Linked DNA regions of Mus musculus: all the other regions are linked to region 1. A link is a loop called in an ENCODE intact Hi-C map of the cell type or tissue named here. Cell type or tissue: left cerebral cortex. All regions are shown on one strand. Region 1 holds the start of Cdkl5 (cyclin-dependent kinase-like 5). Region 2 holds the start of Rs1 (retinoschisis (X-linked, juvenile) 1 (human)). Region 3 has its middle 100 kb from the start of Phka2. Region 4 overlaps Phka2 (phosphorylase kinase alpha 2). Region 5 overlaps Rs1 (retinoschisis (X-linked, juvenile) 1 (human)). Region 6 holds the start of Phka2 (phosphorylase kinase alpha 2). Region 7 overlaps Phka2 (phosphorylase kinase alpha 2).

Region 1 (4,000 bases):
AGCATCAACGCCAAAAAAGCTCCAACCCAAAATAGTTCTTTTAATAAGGAAAAGGCTCGTTAGGTACTTAAATCTTCATTCTCAGAAAGATGGGGGTAGGCCTTTTATGTTTTTATTATTAATGAATCTTAGTTGGGTTGTTAAATGTAAGATCATACTCCCCCTTCAACGCCAGATATACAGGGATAAGAAAACACACCCGTTCTGCATTTTACTGAAACATTTTAATACACTTAAAGGAATTAAAAACGAATTTACATCTAAATGTTATGCAGTCTATAAATTCCAAAGTGTCTCAGTCAAAATGTCTTTTTTGTAACCCTACAGCAAGAAACAAACAAGCTGGAAGTGTTCCAGCAGATGTTACCTAAAACCCTAATCCTATATTCTATACATATTTATGCCTCTTTTTTCCAGTCAAATACTCTCAGACAAATTAATTTGTGTAATCTTTTATACTGCCTACATAACCATTACGTTCAAACAAGCCTAAATCAGATGCGCGGAAAGAAATTATTCTGTGTCAATACTTTCTAAAATCAGCTTAAATTTCAGCCAATTAAAAATAATTGTGTTAACAGAATACTGATCTGCAACTATTTAAATATCACAGCATCCTTCTAGTCTGTCTAGCCTGACTAAGGTCAGGCTTTTCTTATCCAAGCATCTGTGCCATGCCTAACTCAAGTGAAGCGAAAAATCAAAACCCCCAAGAAAGATCTGCTTTTACACTGAAATATGCCCAGGTTATTTTTTACCCCAACGTGGGCACAAAAGAAAAAGAAAGAAAGAAAAGAAAAGAAGAGAAGAGAACAGAAAAACGTGTCAGTGCGAGGACCTGTTCGTTCTGGCAGATGGTTCCAAACCCCAGGATTCAATTTCTATGAAGGTCCAAAGGGTAGGAAGATCTGAGAAGAGGTCAATTTCTGCTTCTCTGCCAGCACGCCAGCCGTGAACTTCACAGTAACGCCTGAAACTTGTCCTGTGGAAGGTGGCAGAAACCTGCGGGGCTGCAGGCGGGGCGCTCGCCCACCCTCCCGGGCAGCCAAGGTCAGAAGGACCAGGGCTGAGAGTCGTAGCTGCCGGCGGGTCCCGGGCTCTCTGGGAACTTGGGCGGGGGTTTCGGGGGGCCCTCCTCGGCGCTAGCGGAAAAGGGCTTTCCTTGCTGCAAGCCCGGAGAGCCCTGGCCACGGGGGCAGCGGGGTGGGGACACCGCAGACCTGCAGCAAAGGGGAGCCCCGCGGGGTCCGACCTCGACCTACCATACGTCTAGCACAGCCCCCTCTGTCTCTTGGCACCAAAAATTCCAGCCCCAGCCCTTCCGGGAAGACCCTAGAGACTCGTGGTGGATCGCCGAGGGAGACTCCAGCTTGGGACTCCCTCACCGTGTCTCCCGGTTGTGCAGGGACCTGCGCTGCTACCCCTTCTGTTACCCTCCTAAGTGGACCGACTGGGTTCCCTCTCTAAAGACAAGCTAGTGGACACACGGCCAACATGAGACGGCCTGACGGGCGGACGCAACTACTCACCCTGCCGAGTCCCCCACCTCTATCGGGGAAGCCTTCACTCTCGCGGCCGCCGTCACCGCTTTACCTTCCCTAGCGGCAGCGACAAGTAATCGAAACCTCCGGCCCCGCCCTCTCGCCGGAGCGAACGCGCAGCCTAATTTGATGATCGCACCGCCCCCGTCTGCCCATTTGGCCCAATCGGCAAACTCCTCTCATTCCGCTAGGTCCCGCCTTAGCCCCGCCTACCAATAGGCGCCAATGAAGAGAAAGCGCTCGTGCTCGAGTTCGGGCTCGCGCGCCCCGCCCACGCCGCTCGTTCTCGAGTCCCCCAAAATCCTAGAACCAGGATTTCTTGTTCTAGCCCTCTACTACACGAACGCGCTTATGCGCGCTCGCGATGCTCCTCCTGGGGCACCAGGTTTGGTTGCCCTGCCAGGCCCTAGCAACCTGGGCTGCTAGGCTGGGAGGGGCGGGGCTCAGGCTGCGAGCTTACGTGGGGAGGGGGAAATGAGGGAGGAATAGGATAAGGGGAGGGAGAGATCGTGACTGAGAGAGGGGTGGATGCGGGGGTTGAGGGGGGTGAGGAGGCCCGGGAATCCACCTGTCACTGCGGTAGAAAAAAAAGGGGAAATCCTGCCTGCAGCGCAGCTATCCTAGCCTCCCTCTCTGGGGACCAGTGAGCGGAGTGGGTGGAGGGCGGGGACCACATTTCGGGCGGGAGCCCGGGCACTACTTGAAAATAAAGGACGAAGGATGGCTCATCTCGGTCGTAGGTTTTTTTTTTTTTTAATATTGAAGTCCATTGCTGCTCCTAACTGTTGCAGCTGTGCGTGCACGCGCGCGCAAACACATTCATATTCACGTTCATCTCGCAGCCTGCGATTCCCTGGGGTGACTTAAGAGCAAAGAACTGGCAGCCCGAGGATTCCTTACACAGCAGCTGGACGCGTGCAAACCGTGGCGGCCGGGGCTGCAGCAGCAAACCACAACTCTACTCCAGTCCGACGCTGCTCTGCTTTACACGATTCCCCAGCTGGTTAAAAAAAAAAAAAAAACCAACAATGAAGTCATCGCCGCACCAGTAGAAATAAAAAGATCTTAAGTCCCACCGCGAATCGAGTTTCCAATGAGGATGACTAGTGGTTAAGATAGAGATAGTTCCAGTGCACTTTTTTTAACTAAGAAAAAAATCTTTTATGAAAGACCTTGCAGACAAATCTATGAAAAGCTGCATGATTTCCACCTTAAAAAAGAAAGCAGAGAGAAAGAAAAGGTTTTTTTTTTTTTTCCGGGTTTGGGGGCAGAAAATAGGCAGTGCATGACATCGAAGATGCCACCAAGTCAGAAATTAATTTTTTTGTAATAGAAAATAGATATCTTGGATAAAATCCATTTAATCTACTCCTGTCTTCAATCTGGTAGCTATACAATTGGTTTGTCTACTTGAAACCAAGCTAACAAGATTATTCTTTTTCATAACGTGGTGAATATTTCATAGTCAATTGAAGGCACCCACTTTCTCAGGAAGCATATTAGAAAATTTTCCAGGTAGGAGCAGGGAATTAACAGTGAGGGAAAATGGAGTCAGGCTTTGCAGAGGCTCCTGCCTCCTCCAGTTGCAAAATCACAGTGCTGTGACCTCATGCTTCACCCACGTGGAGCCAGAATTCCTGGGACAATCGCTGCTTTATCACCCCCTGTCAGTGCCTTTGTACTAGAAATTTCAGCCGCATTGCCTTGGAGTCAAAGGAAGGATGGTTTATCTGAACACTCTGAGAAGAAGGTAAGGAAAAAACCGTAACAGAATGGCCACAGATGTAAGTTCAATGTCGTTTTAAGTAGCTGTATTAGATGTTTTCCAAGGAGCCATACCATGGACAAGCACAGCCTTTCACTGAAGGACATTTGCTTTGCTCTGGTTTTTAGTACTGGTTTATTGGAGCCACATCCAGTTCAGTTAATTCCCTTTTTGAGAGAAGATAAGACATTCTAAGTGTTTTAAAGAAATACCATGCTGTCATTTACCTGAGGTCCTTTCTTCTGTAAAAAGAGCACTAATAGTTCCCTGCAAATGCCTACTCCATAGCAATTCTACAGATATTTAGGGCTGACAGAGAAAGCACAGGCTGCCTCCATAAATTTGAGTTTTACATAAACAAATAATAGCTTGTAATACATGTGTCCTATCCAAATACATTCAGGACAAAGCTAGAAGACTGATTAAGTCTTTTAATCACTGTCTAAAAAGAATTTCATGAACCGCCCTTTTGGGCAAACTAAATAAATCTGTAGTGTTTGTAGAAAGAGATACACATACTGAAAAATGAGTAGCTATTTATGTGAAATTCACATTTAACTGGGGGTCTTCTGCTTTTATTTGCCTCTTTGCACAACCTGATACTGTTACACACATTATCTCTAATCCTCACATGTCTCAGCAAGAGTCTCACCACTTCCAGATGGAGAACCAGCCTCAGAGCCTCCTTCTCTCC
Region 2 (4,000 bases), 230 kb before region 1:
TTAGGCAAAGTACTCCAAAGGCTTCTAAAAAAACATATCAAGGAAACAGCAGGCTGGAGCTGAGGCTGGTAGCTCAGTTGGAAGAATGTTTGCCTATTGTACTTAAAGCCCTGGGTTTCATCTCCAAATCTCATAAAGCTGCACAAGGTGGCATGTTCCTGGAATCATAGAGCTCAGAAGGTAGAGGCAAGAGGATTTGAAGTCCTTCTTGCCTACACAGTCAGTTTGAAGGCAGTCTGGACTACATAAAATCTGCTCTTATAAACCAACAATGAAAAATTTCAGATAATATCACTAACTGTAAGCTTGTTTTTAAGTAGGCCTATAAAGAAACAAAAACTAACAACTGCCTTCATTTTTATGAACCTAACATTCAGACCCAGAGAAAAGAGAGATAGATGTCTAGTCCACCCCTTATATTTTAGGAAAGAGATGGGAGTTAGCATGTTGAATGGAATAGCTTGAGTGCATAACTGGTGAATAGCCATACCATGACTAAAATTTCACTTCCCTCCACATCTGTGTCCATGCCACCCTATCCCCAACCTACCCCATTTCTTCCCTCTGCATTATCAGAAAAACAGGGGTTGGTGGATGGATGTTATTTCTAACCAGTATCATATCTCCATTATTCTGCCAGCCTCAGAGGAAGATGCTAGGAAAAAGAACAACTACCACCCTAGGTCACCTCCTCTAGGATGGTTAAAGATGCCCCCAAATGGTTTTTAGTACGTTTTCGAGCTTGAGGGTGGTGAGCAGTCCTAAGGATGGTGATAAAGACCCATCCAGAAGCCCCAGGGAAGGCAAACTAACACAATAAAAAGAGAGAAACCCACCTGAGAGCCTTTGGTAACAGAAAGTCCTCACAGCCTTGCCTTCCTTGAAGCAGGGTCAAGCCGCTGGGTGTAAGGCTCTGTGGCCACCGTTTGAATTCTTCATAGCCTACCAAACCAAACACAGGACAATCACTTTCATTCCGCACCAGGCCTCTCAAGTTAAGTGACAAAGCTGGTGCTATTTCCTCTGTGACAACCAGGAAGAGCTGACCTGTATACAACCACTACTTAGTCTAGCCCTAGACCATAGTAAAAGAAGATATTGCATTAACATGACACGGGGTTTCTACCTGCCACAGACCCTTTATGTTCTTGGATGAAAGATATACATAGCCTCATGTTTTTAACTATGTCAGGAGAGGAGAAAGGAGAGCCGCCATAGGTTAACTAAGCCATAAAAACATGATCAGATAGGCTGGCCAATTGGAGCCAAGAACAGCATAGATGAAACATAGTAAACAATAAGCAATAATTCGTTATTATTCGTTATTATCGGTGTTATCGATAAGGAAATAGATTCTAACAACATGAAGGGTAGGCAGTTGCCCAGCTATTGTGCTGCCTAAGGCATATTTAAAAAATACAAGGCTGTGTGTGTGTGTGTGTGTGTGTGTGTGTGTGTGTTTCATCCGAGAACATAAATGGTCTAAGGCGGAAAAAAAAACACGCCTAGATTATTTAAATTTTTTTTTTTTACTACACTAGATAAATGGGACAGAAGGAAAAGCCCTGAGAATTTTATCCCCTTGGTGACTTCAGGGAGGGAACAATGTTGGGAAAGGCGAGAGGAGAGTGAGAGGGCTGCAGCCTTGGACCATTTCCAACCCTGCCAAAGCAGATGCCCTCATACCTTCTGCCAGAGTAAGGCAGTCCAGTCCCTGTAAGTGTGGGAAGGAAGGCACAGCTGAGGGATGTGCCAGAGGCAGCGGTTAAACTGTAACCGGCCTGGGGTAAACTCTAACGGCCTGGCCGCTGCTGGGGGAAAGTTTGGAGTCACGAACTTAGAGGGACCCGGGCACCGGCTCAACCACGGCTTCGGGTAGAGTACCTGAAGAACTCCTGAACCCCGGCTCAAAATTCAGCTTTAAACTCCCCGCCTCTGAGAAGGGGCGGGGCCACGGCAGAGGGCAGGATTTCCCGCGGAGACGCTGAGTCTGTTGCGCACTCTCAAAAGGCCGAATAGTCATACCACCCTTCGTGGTGGTTCCATAGTGTAGCGGTTATCACGTCTGCTTTACACGCAGAAGGTCCTGGGTTCGAGCCCCAGTGGAACCATAGCTGCAAAGCCAGCTGACATTTTTTCCCCAAAAGTATCTTAGATAAAAAACCGGAAAACTTTTATTTTTTGTTTTTTCTACCTACATTTTTCCCTAACATCTTTATATCTCAGAGACGAAACCACAGACACCTCGTCTCCACCAAGGTCCCAGCCGTTGTCACCAGAACTCCCAGAGTGGAAGCAGAGCGATTCAGAGCCTTAGCCGCTGTTTACCCCACTTCGAGAAGCTCCACTATACTTTACCAGGAGCGGCCCGCAGCAGCCCCTTCGAGGACAAGCTGATCCCCTGAACTTCCCACGAAAGTACGTCAACGTAGCCATGCTTTAACTGAAGCTGCCGTTTTAAAAAGTTGATTGTGATTAAAGATTAAAAACACCTTATTCAACTCTTTAATATCTTATTCGACTCTAAAATGCAGAACAAGAACAAAAGCATAGTTCTTTTCCTTTCAGTGTAGTTGGAGGGTTAATGAAGGAAGAATTTATATATAGTTTAGAATACATGGCGTGCTTTTAAATTTATTAATTAAATGTAGTCCTTGACAATTTCATACTTGTATATAGTTCATCCCCGATTACTCTCGCTCCCTACTCATGCCAGGCTTTACAAACACATCCAGTACGTGCTGGCTGATAACTAAATGTTTCTCTAGTTCGTTTTAGTTGTTGTTCACATTATTACAATTTTGTTCAGGGAAGAGAATTTCTTGGGAGGAGGAGTGAAGAGATGTATTTATCTTTCACAAGAAGAATGAGCAAAAGGTTTTGGGGGGGTCCTCAGGGTCAAGGGTGAGATGGTGGGAACAGAGAACTAACCGGGGAATGAGAAACTAGATTTTTTTTTCTTGGTTTGGAATGAAAAACTAATTTATTTTTCTTGGCTTCTTCCCCGACCCCAGCCCTCTCCCCCCACCTCCACTGACACCTCCACCCCCGTTTTGCTTATGCAGCATATAAATATACATCATTTGTAACTAAAAAAAATACAAATAAAATGTGATTTTTCCTATTAACAATCAATTTACTCTTTTTAAAACTTCAGCTATCCAAATGCACAGTTCGGTACTGTAAATACACTCATGTTGCTGTGGACACATTTCCAGATTTTTTTTCTTGCAAAACTGAAACTCGACGTCCAATGACCCCATTCATCCCATCAACTTTATTTTTAATGTCCATGTAATGATAGCAGAGTATGCCAGACATTGACATAAGTACTTTTTTTTTAAATGAAGGGAATCAAATGTGAGACACACACACTCTATCTCAAAGCAAGTTTCTCCATCTTGAGCTACACCTCTAGACTTACTATGTGTTTTGCAGTACCATGCCATTTCAATCTCAACAAAATTCTATGAAGTAAACATGATTATCATTGTTTTACAGTCAGAAAATTTGCCTAGAGTTGGCCCCATTGCAAGCAGTATGTTTCTTCCCTGATGACCTCTGGAATCTGCTCACTTAGCCAGCTCCCTAACATTGGACATTCTGATTGTTTCTGTGTTGTCATTATCATAAGTAACGTGAACACTGCACATTCTTCCATATAACTGAGCCACCACTACCAAAGTCAATGTTTTCCAGAGCAGGCAGATGTCAACATGACAAGTTCTTCTGGGAGAAAACACTCTGTTGTACCATTCCCCTACAAATAGAGGTTATTTACTCAGCAGGAACCTGTTCAAGGTCACTCCCTAGGAAATGATGTCGGAGAAAGAATTAGGGGCCCACATCTTCCAACTCTACTTTCTATTTCATCCTATTACTCGCCTTACAGTTAAAGATGGTAGAACATCAGCACCTCCCTTGCTAAACCAACCTATGTCAACAATACCTCCCCAGACTGCTTGTTGAGGCAGGGGACTATGTGGCTTAATTGGATGGG
Region 3 (4,000 bases), 390 kb before region 1:
TAGAAAGCTTTGGCAGGTCTTACACAGCAGCTAGTAGAGAGAAATACAGTGTGAGACGTTGAACTCTGAGGGCCCCCAAGCTAGCTTGCCTGGTGTGAGGCCAATTTAAGCATCTGCTGTGAACACCTAGAGTGGCTAAGGCCCTGACCTGTGTTCCATTCTAAACACTCCACTCTACCCCTGCAGCCAGGGCAGGGCATGGCACTGGAGAAGGGAGGCACATCCTAACCCCTGCTTGTAGCTTTAACTGACATGCTTTCTTCCTCTTGACACTTGGCACCTAAGGGCCTGTTATTGCAAAGTGGCCCTGCTTTCCTCGAGAGAAATAGGGGTGCTCTTAGATGGGAGAGTGGGGACGAGAAGAAGAAGTGGGTAAAGTGCTTTGCAATCAAGCATGAGAACCTGTGTGTGGATTCCAGGGCCCATGTAAAGCACAAGTCTCTGGAATCCAAGTCCTTCGACAATGAAATGGGAGACAGATAAGGGAATTCCAGAAGATGGGAGGAGAAAGACAGCCAACCCAAATCACTGTGGCCAAATTTATTAAATGATTAAATAAGCATTCTTATTCATGTACAAGGGCTGCCTCCCCCTAAGGTGAGGTTCAAGAAGTCAGCATTGGACATAGGGAATATAAGGGTTTTATAGCTCAGGGGTAGGGGGTTTCCAAATGGAGGACTTAGTGGGCAAACAGGGTTATAGAAGCAGAACATAAGCATGACAAGTTAGTCATAACTTCCTGAAACAACATGTTTGTGAGATGGACATAACTTTTTCAAACAAACGCATGATCATCATTCCTAGAACAGGCAGTTCAGAGCCATTTGTAGTTACAGGTGGGGCATAGCCTAATCCTTAAGAAACAGAGGTTTAATCATTAACAGAAATAGTTTGTCTTATAGCTTTCAAGCCTAATATGGAAGCAGGATTGTTCATCAAGATAGCCTGATGTAGGCAGCAGTGAATAACAAAAAACACCCTGACTCAAACAAGGTGGGAAGCTGGGGCTAACACCAGGGTTGTCTTTTGTCCTTCACATTGTGCCCCATAGCACAGGTGTCTGCACTCACACAAACATGCACACATACACACACATTCTCTCTCTCTCTCTCTCTCTCTCTCTCTCTCTCTCTCTCTCTCTCTCTCTCTCTCCCCCCTCTCTCTCTCTCTCTCTCTCTCTCTCTCTCTCTCTCTCTCTCTCTCTCATCATATATACGGGGTGGGGGTGAAGAATGCAGGAGTGAATCTGAAATTTGTTGGGAAGGAAGAAGGCTGAGGAAGCAGATCTCATCTTTTCTCTGAGCCACTGGACACCCTCAGAACACATGGAGTGGGGTGCTAGACTCAGCTTCCAGGGCCACCTGCAACTATGGGAGAATGAGGTCACGGACATGCAGTAGACAGAGCTGCTTTTCCTCAAGGCTCTGTCCCCACACCACAACCTTGGTGCCCAGTGCCACCCAATGCCAGCAGTGCTACAGAGCACAAGCTCCAGACCAAGCCCTGCATGCTGCCACCTTCAGCTCCACAGTGACTGGCTCCATGATCGCACCTCTGCTTCCTGAGGTTGTTGCAAGAGACAAACATATTAATATTTGTATAGTGCATGGATATCACTTGGCACATAATAAATTGCTTAATAAATATTAAATTTTATAATATAGGTAGGGGTAAGGCTCCTGGAACCTAACATTCAAAGAATTCCTTTTAGAGATAGCCCCAAATGCCTTCTCTCTGTTCCACTCTTGGCAGCCAGCTCCTGCTGCCTCTGAAACACTCTAATAGCTGCATAAGAGAGTGAAAGGTCCACTCTAGATTTGTAAAATGATACCCTTCCCAAGCAGGAGCCCTTGTGTCTTCCACTGCAATGGCAAAGTGCCTGTGAAGTGGATGGGACAGGGTTTGTTTTTCATTTTCTGTCCACTGTCACCAAGCCCATGTGTGGAACCACCCCCAAGCTCATCAGGCAGCCTCGGGGTTCCCTCCACCCTCGCTTGCAGGAGCGTTGACTCAACCCTGTTTCTTTCTCTCAATTGATCACTCCAAACACCCACACTGGGTGCTTGTGAATCTCAACTCTACATGGAGGGGAAGCCCCAGCAGTACAGGCACCCTGTGAGCACATGCTTTTCCAGCACCTTTGGGGGTGCTGCCCCTCACTAAGCCCCCCTGTAGAGACTATCCACTATGCCATGTGACCAATAGAACTGGCAGAAAACCATTTCCAGTGTCCTCTCCCCCTCTCTCCCTGGGAGACATTTTAACTGGCAACAGTGGGGGGTGAGGGCCGGGTGCCTCTGGGGCTCACCGAGGCAGTGGCAGATCTAGGCTATAATTAAACCAGACTGTGAACATATTGTTCATGGAAACCTTAGCAGAACATGAGTCATGTTGGCAAAGTGAATCACACGGCCTCAGAGTTTCCATTTATACTTGCTGAATTGGGGGACTTTATGCCTCAGTTCAGGATTACTGTCCCCTATTTGTTCTCTTTCAGTGACAAAGGCTCAAAGATGGACATTGCTAAGGGGCACTTGAACAGCCAGGAAGAGCACTGAGACTGGGGCTTAGCAGACACTTAACTGAGACACTTAACATTTCCTCATTTCCCGGGATTCCTCCCTGGGGTGGATGGCACCCTAGGCTTGCCAGAGACAGAAAAATAAAAATAAAACAGAGGGAAATATGGCCATTTTGGTGATTATAATATATGCAACTGGTTTTTTTAAACATAAATTTGGAAAAAGAGGAGAATATTGAGGTTCTGGGCTCAGATGGCTTAAATGAAGTCTCATGAATAGCTTTTGGGCAATCCAGAGACCAAGACAGGTATCACATGTAGCCTCCAACATCTACCTAACCTTCCTGGGTCTCTATTTTGTCCTCAGTGAACCAGGAGCAATGACAATAGCCTTTTCCTCACAGGATGGCTAGAAAATGTTAGTGAGTGATGGGAAGGCTGAGAACGGTGCACAGAGGACAAGCTGAGGGTCTGCTGCTTTTCATCATTTGACATCAATGTCACCAGCCTTTCAGTGACATCACTGAACACCAAGGGAGCTTTGCAGAAAACCATGGTCAGGAGACTGGGCATAGGTGACATTCCCAGGGGAGGAAAGCTACCAGGGCCTTCCCTGCACCCTAGTTAGTCAGTTTTGCTATGAGCAAGGAAACATACATTCCATCACACACGTTAGCATCAAGCCTGAGCGAGACTCCTTCATGCATTCCCATGGTACTCTGCTACACAGGCATTCTGAGAAAAGGGAACAGCTCTCTCCCTTGAGATTTGCAGGGTAGGGTCTAAAGCAAATAGTGATGAGTGGGGAGTTGTCTGCCACTTTGGGTCATGCCAGGCTATGGACTAAGAGTCCCTACAGCCATGACAAAGCCACCCTCATCACTCAACATATTGGAGGCACTTCTAGTTCTAACACTGTCACTTCATTTGGGTCCCTCCAGAGGTGGGGACTGTTCCAATGACAGATTCCCTGGAAGCCATTTCATATACTCAGACCCAACATGCAAGGGACCTCAAAGAAATGAGAGCCCTGCCCTAATGAGGGGCTGCTTTATCATCCTCTGTTTCCTATGCTGTGGACAGTTTTTATTGGCCCAAGCTTCAAGTGATGAATTAACTTCTCCTCTTGTAATTTATTAATTGGAGATGAACATAATATCCAAATGAAGTTTCCATTTGGTGTGGGGTAAATGGTGTTCCCAAGCTGAGGGAGCTGGGATTCTTGCCAAGAACAAAGAACGGTGACATTTTCATTGGCCCAAGATAATCTTATTTGGAGCTCCAAGGACATTCTCTGAAAGGCTTATGGCAATATCTGACAGGCTTCCTTTAAGATAACCTCCATCGAAGTAGTTCAGGGACCCCAGGAAGGGAGTCATGTGGCAGTGTAGGGATGTCCTCTGATCTCACCATAGGATATTCTTACATAAAGACATCTCATACATGTATTCTTCTGGAGAGGAAGGATGCTAGGGACAA
Region 4 (4,000 bases), 410 kb before region 1:
GTAACCAGCTGCCCACTGCTCCCATCGCAGTGGAATAGCACTGTGCTTCCCATCTGCCTAGGGACTGTTAACATTGCATTGGAGTTTGGAGTTTGAAACTGACAGGAAATGACACATCCATGGCCAGCAATGCACCACACACCTGAGTGCAGGAGGCCCTGTCTAAAACACTTGCTGCTAAAGTGGGGGCAGCGTGGGAAGGCAGCGCCACTTTGTTCTCAACACCCCACAATCCCATCTTCCCCCACATTCCTACTCCAGAGTATTCACACCACTCCCAAGGCCCCCACCAGGGCTTGACCTGCCTCCCCCATGGAGGGACAATGTGCCTCATTTAAAAGCTTTGCAAAGCAAGACAAATTTCTTTTTTTCTCTGAACCATTCCTTTTTAGCTCATTTCACAGTAGGAGAGAACTGCAGTAATCCTGAATGAGAACATATTCCACCTCATTTGTGAAGCCACAGCTCGATGTCTTCTTTCTGTAGCAAGTGCCCAGGGCCAGTCACAGGGCTTCAGGGCCTATGCTCTGTGAACCAAGGCCTTGCGCAAGATGGCTGCCTGTAGAGGCCCCAGGTCCACCCTTCTAGACTCGTAAGGAGCCCTTGAACCAGGCAGCATGAAGGCAGGGCAGCTGCTGCCAACTGGAGGGTAAAAGGTGGCCGATTAGAACAGGCCCAACTATTCCTCGAAATTCTCCTCAGTCTTTCTGGGGCACCATACATTTCCGGCCAGGCTTCTGCTGGCCCAATACCAACATGCTTTTATTATGAAAAAGCAGCATTTTATATTGCACCCTGTTGGTATTTATATACATGGGTGTGCGTGTGTGCGTGTGCATGTGCTCCAGCCTTTTGTGATTGGTGCTTATTATAGAAATCTCGAAAATAGACGGCTGCAAAGGCACAGGAGCATTACTTCACCATGACAATCTCTCTTCATTGTGGGACCAAAGGGGCTCTGGCAGGCACCAGGGTCCAGTTGCCAAGTGCAATGCAGAGCCTCTTGGGAGGAGGACACAGCAGCTCCCTAGGACACTGTTCCTGCACCAATCTGAAAGATGCCTGCTGCTTTCCCTAGAATTGTTCCATCGAAAACACAGCCTGTGGGCAGTGAGAACAGCGCTCTAAAAATAACTCTGACAGTCTGGCATGTTCCAACCCTCATGCAGATTTCCAGGGCAAGGAAAGTGTGTGTGTGTGTGTGTGTGTGTGTGTGTGTGTGTGTGTGTGTGTGTGTGAGTGTGTGAGCAAGCACACACTTGTGTTGGAATCTGACTGAAATGTCTGTGTTCTGCTTCTAGTGCCATGGCCTGTCCATCGATGGTTACGTCCTCCCATCCTCGACAACCCAAGAGGTAAAGTGAGAAGACCCAGAGAGCAGCCCAGCCCGGGCTCACCTCGTGGCTGATTCTGCATATGCCTTTTAGCATTACTCTATGGACTAGGCCGTCTGTAGTTCTGATCACTTTAACTGTCTTACCCTCAAATTGTGCAAAATTCCTTTCTTGTTACCTTTCCCTCTCATTCCCCTGAGCAATAGCATTTATAAACTCTCTGGGCCCTTAGAAGCCCACCCAAAGCCTGTCAGGCATGCACTAGAGCCAGTCAAGGCCCCTTCAAGCACCAGCAGCCTTGCCTTTGCTTTCCCTGCCCTCCGTGTGCTCTGGGTTATCTTTAGCCTTTCAAGCAGGAGGCACCACACCAGGCACTTCAGGCAGTCTTTTAAAAAACAGATTTTGTTTTGTTTTGTTTTCTTTTTTTTTTAATTTTACCCTGCCCAAGATACCATTCTTTTTTTAAAAAAATATTTATTTGTTTATTTATTTTATGTATATGAGTATACTGTAGCTGTACAGATGGTTGTGAGCCTGCATGTGGTTGTTGGGAATTGAATTTTGAGGAACTCTGCTTATTCCGGTCATCCCCGCTCACTCTAGTCAACTTTGCTCACTCAGTCCCTGCTTGCTCTGGTCCAAAGATGTATTTATTATTATACATAAGTACGCTGTAGCTGACTTCAGACACACCAGAAGAGGGCGTCAGATCTCATTACAGATGGTTGTGAACCACCATGTGGTTGCTGGGAATTGAACTCAGGACCTTCGGAAGAGCAGTCAGTGCTCTTAACCACTGAGCCATCTCTCTACCTGCCATTTTTTTTAAAAAGATTCTGCCCTGAATGGCTGTGTTCCTTTTGTAAACCTGCCATCTGCCAGCCTGGTACCATTCTTTATACCACAGGGAATTTCTTTAAGAAATAAGAAATAGCCCCTGCTCCCTAAAAGTCACTGTCAAAAGACAGACAAAAAGAACTAGAACAAGCTCAGCTGGCCCTCAGGGAAAAGCAGTCATCCTTTGTTCCAGAGGGCTGCTGCTATAAAGTCAAGACAGTGGCCAGGAGGAAGGTAGCCTTTAGCTGAGCTCCAAAGGTGCTAGGGCAGCATTGATGATAGGGCTCTGTCTGGCCCATCTTTCACACTGGCAACCTGCTGATCATTTGGTAGATGACCCCTTGTGAGATCAAGTTTGCCGTCCATGTGGAGTCAGTGCTCAACCGTGTGTCCCAGCCTGAGTATCGGCAGCTACTGGTAGAAGCCATCATGGTACTGACTCTGCTCTCAGATACCGAAATGGACAGTATCGGGGGCATCATCCATGTGGACCAGATAGTGCAGCTGGCCAATCAGCTGTTCCTGCAGGACCAGGTGGGTGTAACTGGGCCAAAGGCGGGGTAGTCGGTTTGGTTGCTAGTTCTCCCTGTACATGCTGGAGATAGTGTCTAATTGGAAGGCATATACTCAAACCAAGAAAATGTCATCACAGATGGTAAAAAAAAAAAAAAAAAAAAAAAAGAAAAGAAAAGAAAAAAATGTCAACCATTTGGTTAGGAAATGGCGAAGTTGGCCACTTGGGAAATCTAACAACCTTTAAGGAAGCTGGTCTTTGTTGCTGTAGGTTTTATTCCAGACATTACATACCTGGTTTTGGGTAAACTACTTACCGTGCACACAAAATTGAGTGGGGCAAAGAAGCTGTCATAAGAATCGGTACTGAGCAGCAAAAGGAGGCCTGTGAAAACACAGTATCCACAGTGGCCACTTTACCATGCATTCTGTGTCATTGTCATCATGTCACCTGCCTTGTGCTGTGAGGCCTAGCCTCCAGCTCCCAGCCTCCCCTGTAACCCAGCTGACACCACTTCCAACATGCAGAGTCCTTTGTGACAGAAAAAGAGAGGTCCCACTCATTTTTTTTCCTGCTTTTTCTGGCTGCAGGTGTCATTTGGAACCACAGACATCCTGGAAAAAGACCAAGCCACAGGAATTTGCCACCTCTTTTATGACAGTGCTCCTAGTGGGGCTTATGGTACAATGACCTACCTAACAAAAGCGGTCGCTTCTCATTTGCAGGAACTGCTGCCCAGTTCAGGCTGCCAGATGCAGTAGGGCCTTACCCATAAACATGTCCACCCTCTGAATCTGTCATTTGTAGACTCATTGGGAACGTTCTTCTGCCTTCCCCCTCGAGCCCCTGTTCTGTCACAAAAAGCATGTCCCACCAGAAAGCTTCGCAGGGAGAGATGACAGCACTCAGGCTGAAAGCAGGATGTGTTTAAGCCACAGCTAATGCTGATGAACCCGCTGCTCCCCTGAGAAGCACCCTGGGATCATTTTCTAGGTTCATTTCACTGGAACATTTGTCACAGCATCTGCTCTCATGGACTCCAAAAAGGAACTAGAAATTGGTCTCTTCTGAGTGCAGAGTGAACAGAGAAGCAGCTTAAATTGGCTCTCACCAAGAGTTACAGAAATAGGTTCGATGAACTAGTGACACATCTTGAAGGTGAAAAGATCCTTCCAGCAACAATAGCTAGGCAGGCAGACCCTGACAGGGGCACATCTTAACAGAATGACGTCTGTCTGAACCAAGCTGTTCACCAAGCAGAATAAGTCTGTCTTTCTGGAAGTTTTTTCAGTGCCCTAGTCTACTCTGGTCATGT
Region 5 (4,000 bases), 220 kb before region 1:
CTCTGGTCTCCGTGTGCAATACAAACCCATGTCTGAATATTTGCAACAGGGTAAACATTAGAGTTTGATGTTCAGAATTAGACTAGATTCCCTCATCTAGTAAAGCTGTGCTTTGGCCCTCCCATCTGTCTTATTTTTCTACTGGTGTGCTAAGGCACCATGACCAAGGCAACTTAGAGAAGAAGAAACAGTTTATTGAGGGTTTATAGTTATAGAGGGTAAGGCAAGGACTTGGTAGCAGGCAGGCAGGCAGGCATGGTACTGGTGTAGTAGCTGGGAGCTTGTATCTTGAGACACGGTTACAAAGCTGAGAGATAGCTAAGTGGGCCTGGTGTGAGCTTTTGAAACCTCAAAGCTGTCCCCAGTGAAATGCCTCCATCAACAAGGCCACACCTAACCCTTCCCAAACAGTTCTACCAACTGGGAACCAAGCATTCATATGAGCCTCAGGGGAGCAGTCTCATTCAAGTAAGTACTCAGTACACTGCCCCATGGGCAGAAGTCCTCTAAACGGTTACTAATGTGTGTGTGTATATCCCTCACCATACTTAGAAGGAAACAAGCCATCCCAAAATGGATAGCATGACTCAGAAAGTTCCTGTGTACTTCACCCAGAGCAAATGTGGATACGGTGGGAAACAGAGGACAGTGATAGGACACAAAGGCTGTGCTGTCTCAGTTTCTAGTTCAGATGGAGACATAAACCAACACACATAGGAAAGATACACTCCACTGGACAGTGGGAGCCCATGCACAAAGGTTCTTTGGCTCATTTAGTCTATGCTGTTTCTATTCTTCGATGACAGCAGTTTCTTATTATTGGGAAATAAGATCAGTAGATGAGCTTTGTTTCTGCCCTGGGTGAGAGTTTATTTAGGAACACACATGTGATCACACTAAGACAACCACTGATGGCCTAGAACAAAGTCAGAGCACTGTGCGTTGTGGATCTTAGGCCATTCATGATGATTAAAGCATCCATCCTATTAAAATGTGTTAGTCCATTTTTGGGGTTATGTTTACTATACAAAGGTGGAAGGGGTTATCTGGCCCCATCTTACAGGTAACTGTGTCCCTTTTGTGGATATAAAAACCATCAGATACTGCAATTTTATTTTTGTAAAAAGCAACTGTTTTTTTTTAAGACTTATTTTATTTTTGATTATGTGTCTGAGGGAGCAGTATGCACATCTGCATGCAGGTGCCTGTGGAAGCCTGTGGAGACATCAGATCACCTGAAGCTGGAGTTTCAGGCAGTTTTATGCCACCAGACACTGGTGCTGAGAATAGAGTCTCCTGCAAAAGCAGTATATTTTATTAATCTGTGAGCCATCTCTCCAGCCAAAAGCAACCTTTAAAAGCTGTGGTTTATGTGCCATTTAATTCATCCACTTAGAGGGTACACTTCAATAGTTTTTTTTAAAAATATGCTTACAGATCTGTGGGCACATATGATCCAATTTTAGAACCCTTTTAGCACTACAGATATTAAATACTTACTCCCTATTCTCCCCAGCCCCCAGCTCCAGTCCCTGGCATCCACAAATCCCCTTCCTGCCATCTATAGATTCACCTCTTCTAGACTTTACACTGAAATGGTATTACACAACATGTGGTCTTTTGTCTTTTGCTTGCCGTGTGTCTGTGAGGTTCATCTGTGTTGAGCATGAAAGGATAACAGATTTACCCATGAATATGCCTGTCGCCTAAAATAGCAACACTTTCACACTAGAAGCAATTTCCTTCTTTCTTCTTCCCAAGAGGGACATTATTGCAGCCTGCTAGTTTTCTCCTGTGTCTTTTTTCGTGTTTCTCAAGTAGATGAAGGGACTGGTTACTTTTATTTTTTTAATCATTCATACTTTTATACTTTTCTCCCCTGCTTTGTCAGTTTCCTAAATGAGTGAATACTGTATTTGGTGATCCCCAATCAGAAAGACCAAAATAATTTAAAATAATCTCGTCTCTATATCACTAAGGTATCCTTTTCCACTTGGGCCATGCAGAGAAATAAGCATGCCTTGATTGACCCCACCCCACCCCAACCCCCAGTGGTGACAAGGACCTCCCCAGCGGCTCAACCATTTGAATAAAAAGGACACTTGAGCCCATTTTGCACAAATCTAAGATGAGCAAGTGGCAGTGTCACCTGTAAACATGTGCCTGGAGCACGGAACGACCTGAGTAGGCAGAAAAAGGTGGAAGTAATTTATGATTTTTCTTTTAAAGGTTGCCATTTCCCCCACCTTTCTCACTTTCCAACAATATTATATTCTGGTGTGATATGTTGTAGACAAAAAAAGCTTTAAGCTTTTATTCCCCAGTTGTTTTGGTGATTAAATCATTTTGGGGGAACTGCAACAGTGACTCTCATTCACTGCTCCCTTGGTGACAGTGTTTTTTTTCTGTAAAAAGCGCCTGCTGTTCCCTCTGTCTCTGCTCATTTTCATAGGAATCTGGCACCTTAGAATCCCAGGCTGCCTGCAGTCAAATGCTTGCTAGGGAGGGGAGCCAGTGGGTGGGGGAACCTGCAAGAAATCAACTCCAAATTTAATAGGACTAAGCTCCTACACCATGCCTGATTAGCAGCTAGGTCTCATCCTTACCCCTCCAGGAATAAGGAAGGTTGCAGAAGTCCCTGAAAGGTATTTGCTGAGCCTCTTGTGAACCGTGGGTTGGCTCACCTGAACTTTAGTAGATATTCTTTAGCGACATATTTGGGCTTTGGTCCTCTCTCTTTTATCTCTCCACAAAAGTCTTGGCAAACTGATGTTTATGCAACCAGTAAGGCCTCTGGGGCTGAGGGGGTGGGAAGCCAGTGGGTGGCGGAACCTGCAAGAAATCCGCCCCAAATTTAAGGAAGCATAGGAATAAGCTCCTACCCTATGTCTGCCTTGTGGCTAGGTCCTTAGTTCATTGTCTCTTAGGTATCCCAGATTCTCTTGAGAGTAGAAGGTGGAACATAGTACCTCCTGATTAACAAATCCGAGAGGTGCTAATCTCATGAATTCTCCCGGACTATGGTTATATATAGCTCAGTGATCTCATGTAGCTTAGGCTGGCTGGAAGCTAGTTTTGAGCTCACTATGAAGCAAAGGATGACCCTGAACTTCTTGGTTTTCCTGCTTTCATCTTCCAAGTGCTGCGATTACAAGAATGAATGCTGCCATGTCTAGTTCATGTGGTGCTAGGGATCAACCCTGAGGCTTTGTGCATGTTAAGACAAGCACTCTACTAACTGAGCTCTAGCTCTAGCCCTGACCCTGACTCAAAAGAATAGGGGGGGAGGAAGGAAGGAAGGAAGGAAGGAAGGGAGGGAGGGAGGGAGGGAGGGAGGGAGGGAGGGAGGGAGGAAGGATGTTGAGAACAAAAGCCAAGGCCAACAGGTGAGTTGGGATTAGGAAAAGTCCTTTTCATAGCAAAGGGGATGTGGAAGAAGAGAAGTTGACAGGTAAGTAGGGAAATTTGAGACAAAGAAAAAAGAAAAAAATCTGTGGACCAGGGCATGGCAAGAAACGCAGAGAGCAAATGTTCATAAAGAGAGGTGGGCAGGAGGCAGACCATGGTCTCAAGACTCATCAGAGAGATAAGGCAATATCCTGAGGAGCACCCATCTGAGGGGCGTTGAGCAAGTGGGTTTCATTTCTCTGCATTCACAGATGGAGGATAGATGTGTGCAACTATCTTTAGCAGTGAGGCATGCTGGGTAGTGCTAAGAGCGGGCGGGGTCTGTGGAATGGAGAGGAGAAACCACTCCTTATTACCACGTCATTTTACTTTTGATTATCTTCATTGTGATTTAGTGTTCTAGTTTGTGAATTTATCACTATGTATCTTGCCTCTTGACGGTCACACAAGTACTTCCAGTTGAAGAGTAGGCATTACAAGGTCTGCTTCCATGAATATTCTAGGGCACATTTTTATTCCAGGAAAAAATATATGAAAGCATTTCTAATTATGAATGGAATTGGTGGTTTATGGGGAACACATATGCTCAGCC
Region 6 (4,000 bases), 490 kb before region 1:
AAAGTACTCGAGCTGGGTGTGGTGGCACGTACTCAGAATCCCAACACTTTGGATGCCGAGGAAAGAAGTATTGCTGTGAGTTTGAGGAATAGTCTTGGATACATAATATAGTTGAGAGCAGCCTAGGCTACATGACAAGACTCTGTCTCAGAGAAAAAGTATGTGGGCTGATAGGGGTTGGGTGCTTTAGTTAAAGACTAACTATAAGGGGAGTCAAATAAGCAGGACTCATTTTCAGTCCATCAACATTGAGCCCTAGACACATGTACAATCAACTCTGTGCCAGGTGTGGTGGGAGATACCAAGCTATTTCATAAGCATCTCATAATCCAGTTAGAAAAGTATGCCTCAGTTAAAATGTAAACAATACACTATTTCCAAATGGTGCTGAAAATAGCTCTGGTTTAAGTGCCACTCTGAGTCAAGTATGTGCTACACGCACTTGACCTTGTCACATTACAAGGCATGAGGTTTACCCCAACAGATAAAAACAGTAAAAGTCAAACAACTGAAACAGTAACACAAATGTCTATATAAATCAGAAATGGAATAAAGTGCAGTTCGAACTGACTCGTTGCCCCATCTTTACTGAGGAAACTGCTATAGGAATCCAGAAAATTGGAAACGCTAATGAGTGGGCTGACCTAGTCTTTAAGGCAAAGGTAAGTTTTAGACAATGAAATGGGTCAAAGTGGAGAATAACAAAGTGCTTGTGGAAGCAATTACATTAGAACAGCTGCCCAGTCAAATTTATTTGTGGGCCAGATTTTGATGGACAATGAAGACAGGATCAAAGAATGCGGCCTGTGGTTAGCAACCTTGACAACTAATGGGATGCCAAATTTCAAAATATACTATTATAAATGAACTGCAAAATTCTCCCAGGAGCTAAGGCCAGGAGCCACGGGTACCAGGAGTGTATGTGGAGGACAGTACTCAGGCCTCCCTTTCTTGCTTTCAGTGCTGAGCTCCACTATGGGGACTCTGTCCTCAGGTGAGGCCCAGGACAGGGCGGGGCTATGACGGCCGGTCATCCGAAGGATGCCCAGGCGGCCCAGCCTCTTTCTAGTCTCCGGTGGGTTTGGCGGCTCCGCTCAGGAGACCTTGTCATTGCCGACCCAGAAAGCCGACTTGTTCTCTGCTTCCATCCAAGTTCTCCATACTCCTGCGGGCTGCCCCATTTTCCTTCCTGGTCAGGCCATGACAAGGAGGGCTCCAAACCCCACGGAGGAGGCGGACTGGGGGCGGAGCTGCGAGCAGATCGGTACCGCCCCCCCAACGCGTTCCTTCCGGGCGGGACTGCACGGGTTCCGCTTCTTGGTTCGGGCCGGCGTGAGGGGTGGCCTCCGTACCCCGGGGGCCGCGACCGAAGGACTCTGCTCCTTTAGCCTCAGCCGCGGTTGGAAGCAGGTTGAGGTAGGAGCAAAGTCAATAAAAAAAACTGAATTTCCGTTAAGAGCCCAGCTCCCCGCCGCTCCCAGCGGCCTTCCTCTGTAGACCCTCTCCCTTTAGGCGGAGACTTGGAGAGTCCGCCCCACGAGGGGGGCGGAGCCTAGTAAAGCTTAGGTGAGCTCCCAAGCAACCCGGAGCCGCCTCCCAAAACAGAGGGGTACCGCCAAGGCCTTTCTCCAGCCTAGTGCCCAGTCTAGGTTCTGTCGAGCATGGTGGTGGGACTAGAAACCCTCGGGGCAGCTGCTGACCGGGAGGAAGCCGGGCCGCGATAGCGCCACCCCCGTCTCCTCCCCCGCACCGCCCAGCGGCGCGACACTCTGGTTGGCTCGCCTTGCAAGTCATACTTTGGGTCTCTCAGTTTGAAAACTCTTCCTCTCGGCCCCCTTTGAAGAAACTCATTGACGCTGAATGTTTTGAGGACCAGGTCAGCTTGGAGGCGGCAACTTTGGCGGACACCAGCGGGCAGGTCCAGCTCCGTGGCCCATGAGCTTGGGCGAGATGCGGAGCAGGAGCAATTCTGGGGTCCGCCTGGACGGGTACGCGAGGCTGGTGCAGCAAACCATCCTGTGTTACCAGGTAAACAGAGAGCAGCCCAGAGAACGGTGGAAACTGCCCACTGATATAACTCATTCTCCCCAAGGCCTCTGTCACTCATGAGAGCTTGCATTTATTTAAGAGGTTTCCGACTTTAATCCAGTCCTTTGCTAGCCAGTTATCACCCTACTCCCTTATCGCTATTTTATTCACTTTACTCACAAGTCAGGCATTCTGGCTTTTGAACAGTTGCTGCGGCTGCTTTGCAGAATTCTGGGACCTTTTTTTTTCTCTCCTCTTCCTCCTCCCTTCCTCTTTTTCCCCCCATCGGGACACCCCCCTCGAGGTCCTTCCTTACTGCCTCTTTTGGATGAAAGAAGTCTGTTAGGTTGGACAGAGCACACTGAAGGAGAACAGTGAACTAACTCTACTCTGGGAACAGTAGGCAGGAGTGAAAAACTCCCAAGGCTTGCATCTGACCAGAGTGTGGGCAACTGTTACTGCCCCTCCCTTGTTAGAAATCCCCCTGAGAGGACCCTATGACCACTCTGGTTGCTGCTTTACAGCCAACAAAACTTCTGGGCACAGAGCATCAGCATCAAGGGGTCCTGTGAAACTGTGCATATAATCTCAGGTATGAATACGCCTGCTATGCTTCCTGCTTGGCAAAAGTTATGTGTGAGTGCCCAATGTAAGACCACTGAGCTATTTTTGTTCAGAGCAAAGACATCAGCTATATTGCTTGCCTTCAGTTGGCAGCAGCTATTTTTAGGGCTTTGAGAGTCAGAGAAGGAAGTAGCAGTTGGTGGTCATTTCCAAACCATTAACCTTTTTTTTTTCTTCTTAGCTAATTCCTTGACCTCTCACTCAGGAAGAATTTATTGTGTATCTTTTCTATGCAAGGCATCATACAAACTACATAAAATGAATAAATGGTACTGCCAGTGGTGTGACTTAGTGGTAGTTTACCTGGTAGTCTCAAGGCCCTGGATTGGATTGCAGCACTGTAAAAGAAAAAAAAAAATGTTCATAGCACAATACGGTGAATTTTATGAATAACGTAAAATAAGTTCAGTGTTTCTTGTTTGAAACACGTTGGGGCCAAATGTGGCTTGTAAGCTAGAAACGTCTTGATTTTAAAAATCATATGCATACTCTATAAGCATACTCTAATAGCCAGAGTAGTCCAGGCAGTACCCCTTAGTTACAGCCACTATTATTTCTCCATTGGAATATGAATGTTCACACTAAGCAATAAGTAAAGACTATAAAAAGAGTTTCACATTAGATCAGCTTGTCTTTGCCACCAAAAGAAATTTCTGCAAATGTAGGAGAAACATTTCCATATGTTAATGGCTCTGAGGATTGCTCATAAAGGAATGCAGGGTTTATTTGAGGAAAATACTCCCTCCCCCATCCCTCCCCCCTACTGCCAAACCATAGATGGCAAGGAAGGAGTTCTGCACGACATGGCATTCCAGTGGAGAGTTGAAGAGGGGCTAAGCAGAGATAGAGGTTACTCTTTGCTTTTATTCTTAAAATGTAATTACAAGTATAAAACGTAAAAGTCCCAGTTGAAAATGTTTCTACCCATTACTATGATAGAAAGAGCTGTAAAGAGAACTGTAAAGAGTCCAAGCTAACCTAGAACTCACTATGTAGACCAAGCTGGCCTCAACGTGACCTGCTTTAGCCTCATGCGTGTTGGGATTAAAGGTGTACACCATTATACCCAGAGCTTTCTGTTTATCTTTTCTGAGTTAACACCTTCAACCGTAGAATGGGAATTGGTTATTATTTTTAAAAAAACGAATGTCTAGTGTACTCTCCTTGGGCACATTATGTGCAACCACTATGCAGTGGGTGCTTTTGTTACAGACCACATGCTCCTCAGTCCTTTCCTGACCATCCTGACCCATGATGCTCCCATTCCTGGAAGGCTTGATACTGCTGCTAATTGTTTTCTGGTCTTTGGACATAATTCTGTGTTCCATTGATGTAGTCAGATGCCAAG
Region 7 (4,000 bases), 410 kb before region 1:
TGAAAAACAAGGACATGAAGCTTTGACCTGCTCTCTGTAGAAGTCGTAGGATCTGAAGATAGCCCTCTAGCCCAGGTAGGTACCCCAAAGCCATTTGCATGCACTTACCAATATCTAGCCTTCATGTGATCTTACATATACATCCTGGAATACTCCCTTGTCCATATTTGTTGCTGTGTTATTTAAAAAGTAGAGTCCTGGGGCTTGAGGGATGAATCAGGAGTTCAAAGTCCTGGCTGCTTTTGGAGAAGACTTAAGTTCAGTTCCTAGCACCAGCATGACAGCTAGCTGTCTGTGACTCTAGGTCCAGGGGATCTGATGCCCTCCTCTGATCTCTGCAGGCACCAGGCACACAGGTGGTGCACATATGACACATGTAGGCAAATATGCATACCATGAAATAAAAATAATTTGTTAAAGTAGAATAATGTCAGAAGAGAGAACCATTTCTCCATCAAATGTGTTCTTCGTTTGAAATAGCAAGGGGGATGTGGAAATAGACTGGAATAATTATACCTGCATTTACCACCAGCCACAGTTGTCTCTTCATTTTTCACCCTAATTTAATTCACAGTAGAAATCTTTTTAGCTGACTGTCATAGGTCTGCAACTCAACACCTTTTCAGTCTTTTTTTTCTTTTTTGCATATTTTTATTAGATATTTTCTTTATATACATTTCAGATTTCAAATGCTATCCCAAAAGTTCCCTATACCCTTCCTCCACCCTGCTCCCCCACCCACCCACTCCCTCTTCTTGGCCCTGGCGTTCCCCTGTACTGGGGCATATAAAGTTTGCAAGACCAATGGGCCTCTCTTTCCACTGATGGCCGACTAGGCCATCTTTTGATACATATGCAGCTAGAGACACGAGCTCTGGTGGGTACTGGTTAGTTCATATTGTTGTTCCACCTATAGGGTTGCAGATCCCTTTAGCTCCTTGAGTGCTTTCTCTAGCTCCTCCATTGGGGGCCCTGTGTTCTGTCTTATAGATGACTGTGAGCATCCACTTCTGTATTTGCCAGGCACTGGCATAGCCTCATATGAGACAGCTATATCAGGGTCCCTTCAGCAAAATCTTGCTGGCATATGCAATAGTGTCTGGGTATCATCCTTAATGAGGTAACCCAATCACAAAAGAAGTCATTAGATATGCACTCACTGATAAGTGGATATTAGCCCAGAAACATAGAACGCCCAAGATACAATTTGCAAAACACAAGAAAACCAAGAAGAGGGAAGATCAATGTGTGGATACTTCGTTCCTCCTTAGAATAGGGAACAAAATACCTATGAAATGAGTTACAGAGTCAAAGTGTGGAACTAAGACCAAAGGATGGACTACCTAGAGACTACCCCACCTGGGGATCCATCCCATAATCAGCCACCAAACCTTTTCAGTCTTGTTGCACCTAATACTGCGTTAGGACATGACTGTGACCTACACTGAGAAAATCTACTTATATCTTAGTCATGCTGCCTCATTTGCTTGGGTCTGTGAGGGGGGACTGGCAAACCCCTGAGGTGGAATCAGCATGCTCTGGCTTATGGGAGTGTGATAGAAGCAATGGGGCATTCCTAACTTGAAAAGTGGTTTTTTACTTTCTGATGTTTTTATTTTCAGATGAATAGGCGAGCTAGTGCTGATGAGCAGGTGAAGTGCCTTGCTTTGTTTGTCTGTCTCTCTGTTGACTGTACACTCTTTCTGTCTGGAACACGGAAATTGGGGCTGCAAATACAGAGTTTGGATGTGGGTAGAATGGCACCGTAACTCAGGTAGCCCCAGAGCCAGAGAAGCGGATGAGAGGGTAGGAGAGAGGACCTTGCTCTTTGCCTTGCAGATAGGGTAGCCAGTTAGCTCATTTAGTATAGGCTCTTAATCAAAAGAATTGCATTTATCAAACTCAGCTTTTGTAAGGATTTTTTTGTGAAAGAGATGGTCCAGGCTCTGCCTCTATCACCACCTCTGTTCAAAAAGAGGGGAATTTGGTTAGTGATGTCATCAGTAGAAAAAATAAGATGATGCTACCAGTTCTGCCCTCAGCCAAATCTGAGGAGATTGAAGCCTGGAAAAAAAGTGTCCGGGCACACTATACAACAGCTCATGATATGCTCCTTCCCTTGAGAAAAAATAGATGTGCTTTTTAGTTATACATTGTTTTTTAGATGGGGATCTCCATGCTGTGCCGGCTGTCCCCAAACTGCTGGGCTCAAGGCGTCCTCATTCCTTAGCTTCTTGAGTAGCTGTGACTACAGATGCACACTCCCATATCTGATTTTGGATTCATATGTCTAATGATATGTCTCTGTGACCAGGAAAGGGTAAACAGTGTGATGGCACGTAATGCAGAGTATAGACCATACAGAGTCTCTCATTTTTGCTCCTTCTAAGGAAGTGATTTTCCAAACATCTTCCTTTGTCAGCCACTCGGTGGCACCGTCCCTCTAGTTACCCACAGCTCAAAGGCCTGATCCTGGGTGAATATGGATGGCTGCTTCTATTTAATGCTGCCCTTGCCTGTGACAGCGATGATATGATTACATTCCTTTTCTGGTGTGTTTATATCCAGGCCGCCAGTACCAGCTTTGTATTTGCCTACTCATGTCAAGAAAATGTTCTCTGGCCAAAATTTAATGGCTGTCAATGGTAGAACTTTCTACTCATGTTTGCAAGCATACTACAGACACAGAGCAGTATGCAAATTAAGGGTGCCATCTAGATTCTTAGATGAGAAAAGATGTATATGGCCGAAGATCATCAGCCTGATCTACTGTGTACATTTAAGAATAGTCTATAGGATGCCTGTCGGATGGCAGACATTCGTAGCTAAAGTTAGGGTTCTTTTGATCTCTATAGATGTTTACAATACAGCATGAAATGGTCACTTGGCATGCCTGTGACTTTGGAACCTGTGTCCTGCTCTACAAAGGAAAAGGGCCTGGCAACACTTGATCTTTAAGGCCAAGCTGGGCTGCCAGGGAGCAGTGGGTCTGCATCTGTCACTGCTACTCAACGAGAACCCCTCTAGGGCTTATCTCATGCTGCTCTGGGTTCCTTCTCAACTATTTGTGCCTCTTGGGGTCACTGTGTGTGATTGAGTCTTTTCTCTTTCTTTTGCAGTTCTTTCCTTTGGGCCAGACCATGTCCAACAGTTTGCATTCCATCAAGTCTGTGGTAAATTTGCATTGGCATCTCACCCCTCCCTGCCGCCTCCTCCCTGACTGTAATTTTCAAGTTCTCTTCTGGCCTTACCCATGCTCCCACCTCAGCTATACTTGTGTTGTGGGTGGGGTGCATGCACACATGTACTTTTGGGCATGGAACCAAGGTCCTCACACATTCTAAGCAAACATTCCAGCTCTGAGCTTCACCACACCCCTCATCCCTGACTTGTAATGGTTTGAGTAAAGGTTAAGGCAGTGGTTCTCAACCTGTGTGTTGCAACCCCTTGGGGGTTCAACTGACTTTTTTCATGGGAGTCACCTACAACTCAACTATCTGCATATCAGATATTTATATTATGATCCCTAACAGGAGCAAAATTACAGTTATGAAGTAACAATGAAAAAATGTATGGCTCACAACATGAGGAATTGTATGAAGTGGTCGGCTGAGTATTAGGAAGGTTGAGAACCACTGGGTTAAGGGTTTTCAATTGATGATGGAGGTATTTTCCAACTAGATGTTCCTGAACTAAACTTTACTTTCTATTTCATGCTCTTAGATCTTGGCTTGTCAAACTCCTCAATACAGTGTGGGTGAGGTGTACTTAGCTTATCAACTCCTAGGAGTTTCTAGAATCTTTAAAACCCTGGTTCTACCCCCTTCTTGTTTGTTTTGCAGTGCTGAAGATGGAACTCAGGGGTTTGAGCATGCTAAACAGACACTCCATCACTGGTCCCCATTCCCAGCCCAGATGCCTTTTTATTGAGTGTTGAGCTACTGCTCCTCCCACCCCAGGCTAACCACCACTTTTTACTCTCCTGTCCCAGCTGAGCATG

Evidence for each region. A loop is a pair of places that touch in the nucleus more often than their neighbours do. Peaks named below come from ENCODE experiments on the same cell type or tissue, not always from the same donor. Only the 100,000 strongest peaks of a DNase experiment are listed, where the experiment ranks them.
Region 2: it touches region 1 in a loop (5-fold over the local background); 10 of 42 quality-filtered maps call a loop at or near these places.
Region 3: it touches region 1 in a loop (3-fold over the local background); 3 of 42 quality-filtered maps call a loop at or near these places.
Region 4: a loop joins it to region 1, with 2.9 times the contacts of the local background. A loop is called at or near these places in 4 of 42 quality-filtered maps.
Region 5: it touches region 1 in a loop (4-fold over the local background); 10 of 42 quality-filtered maps call a loop at or near these places.
Region 6: a loop joins it to region 1, with 2.2 times the contacts of the local background. A loop is called at or near these places in 3 of 42 quality-filtered maps.
Region 7: a loop joins it to region 1, with 2.8 times the contacts of the local background. A loop is called at or near these places in 4 of 42 quality-filtered maps.

The regions. Positions count from the first base shown.
Region 1 is chrX:160,993,062-160,997,061 of GRCm38, forward strand. It overlaps Cdkl5 (cyclin-dependent kinase-like 5), which reads right to left and starts at 1,620. Exons shown (of 19, transcript NM_001024624.2): 1 at 1,530-1,620. In left cerebral cortex, a CTCF peak has its summit at 1,605; DNase peaks (open chromatin) are centred at 890, 1,752, 2,328 and 3,161; H3K4me3 peaks cover 2,927 bases; H3K27ac peaks cover 2,721 bases.
Region 2 is chrX:160,764,072-160,768,071 of GRCm38, forward strand. Rs1 (retinoschisis (X-linked, juvenile) 1 (human)) reads left to right here and starts at 3,942. Exons shown (of 6, transcript NM_011302.3): 1 at 3,942-4,000. It overlaps n-TVtac3 (a tRNA gene), which reads left to right and starts at 2,039; the gene lies at 2,039-2,111. In left cerebral cortex, a CTCF peak has its summit at 1,934; a DNase peak (open chromatin) is centred at 2,030; H3K4me3 peaks cover 1,257 bases.
Region 3 is chrX:160,602,080-160,606,079 of GRCm38, forward strand. No RefSeq gene overlaps it. Among named protein-coding and RNA genes, the nearest start is that of Phka2, 100 kb to the left of the region's middle. In left cerebral cortex, no CTCF peak of the experiment used is centred here; DNase peaks (open chromatin) are centred at 2,055 and 2,316; H3K27ac peaks cover 2,549 bases.
Region 4 is chrX:160,587,664-160,591,663 of GRCm38, forward strand. Phka2 (phosphorylase kinase alpha 2) reads left to right here. Exons shown (of 33, transcript NM_172783.4): 31 at 1,302-1,355; 32 at 2,505-2,705; 33 at 3,276-4,000. The coding sequence ends at 3,446. Among named protein-coding and RNA genes, the nearest start is that of Phka2, 88 kb to the left of the region's middle. In left cerebral cortex, a CTCF peak has its summit at 2,026 (motif pointing right); DNase peaks (open chromatin) are centred at 1,098, 2,644, 3,305 and 3,640; H3K27ac peaks cover 2,726 bases.
Region 5 is chrX:160,770,790-160,774,789 of GRCm38, forward strand. All of the region lies in intron 1 of Rs1 (retinoschisis (X-linked, juvenile) 1 (human)), which reads left to right. Among named protein-coding and RNA genes, the nearest start is that of Rs1, 4.8 kb to the left of the region's middle. In left cerebral cortex, no CTCF peak of the experiment used is centred here; DNase peaks (open chromatin) are centred at 1,654, 2,475 and 2,739; H3K27ac peaks cover 1,450 bases.
Region 6 is chrX:160,500,877-160,504,876 of GRCm38, forward strand. Phka2 (phosphorylase kinase alpha 2) reads left to right here and starts at 1,286. Exons shown (of 33, transcript NM_172783.4): 1 at 1,286-2,028. The coding sequence starts at 1,951. In left cerebral cortex, a CTCF peak has its summit at 1,735; DNase peaks (open chromatin) are centred at 1,297, 1,500, 2,332 and 3,332; H3K4me3 peaks cover 2,186 bases; H3K27ac peaks cover 1,504 bases.
Region 7 is chrX:160,581,345-160,585,344 of GRCm38, forward strand. Phka2 (phosphorylase kinase alpha 2) reads left to right here. Exons shown (of 33, transcript NM_172783.4): 28 at 1,623-1,652; 29 at 3,120-3,173. Among named protein-coding and RNA genes, the nearest start is that of Phka2, 81 kb to the left of the region's middle. In left cerebral cortex, a CTCF peak has its summit at 2,440 (motif pointing right); DNase peaks (open chromatin) are centred at 2,465 and 3,286.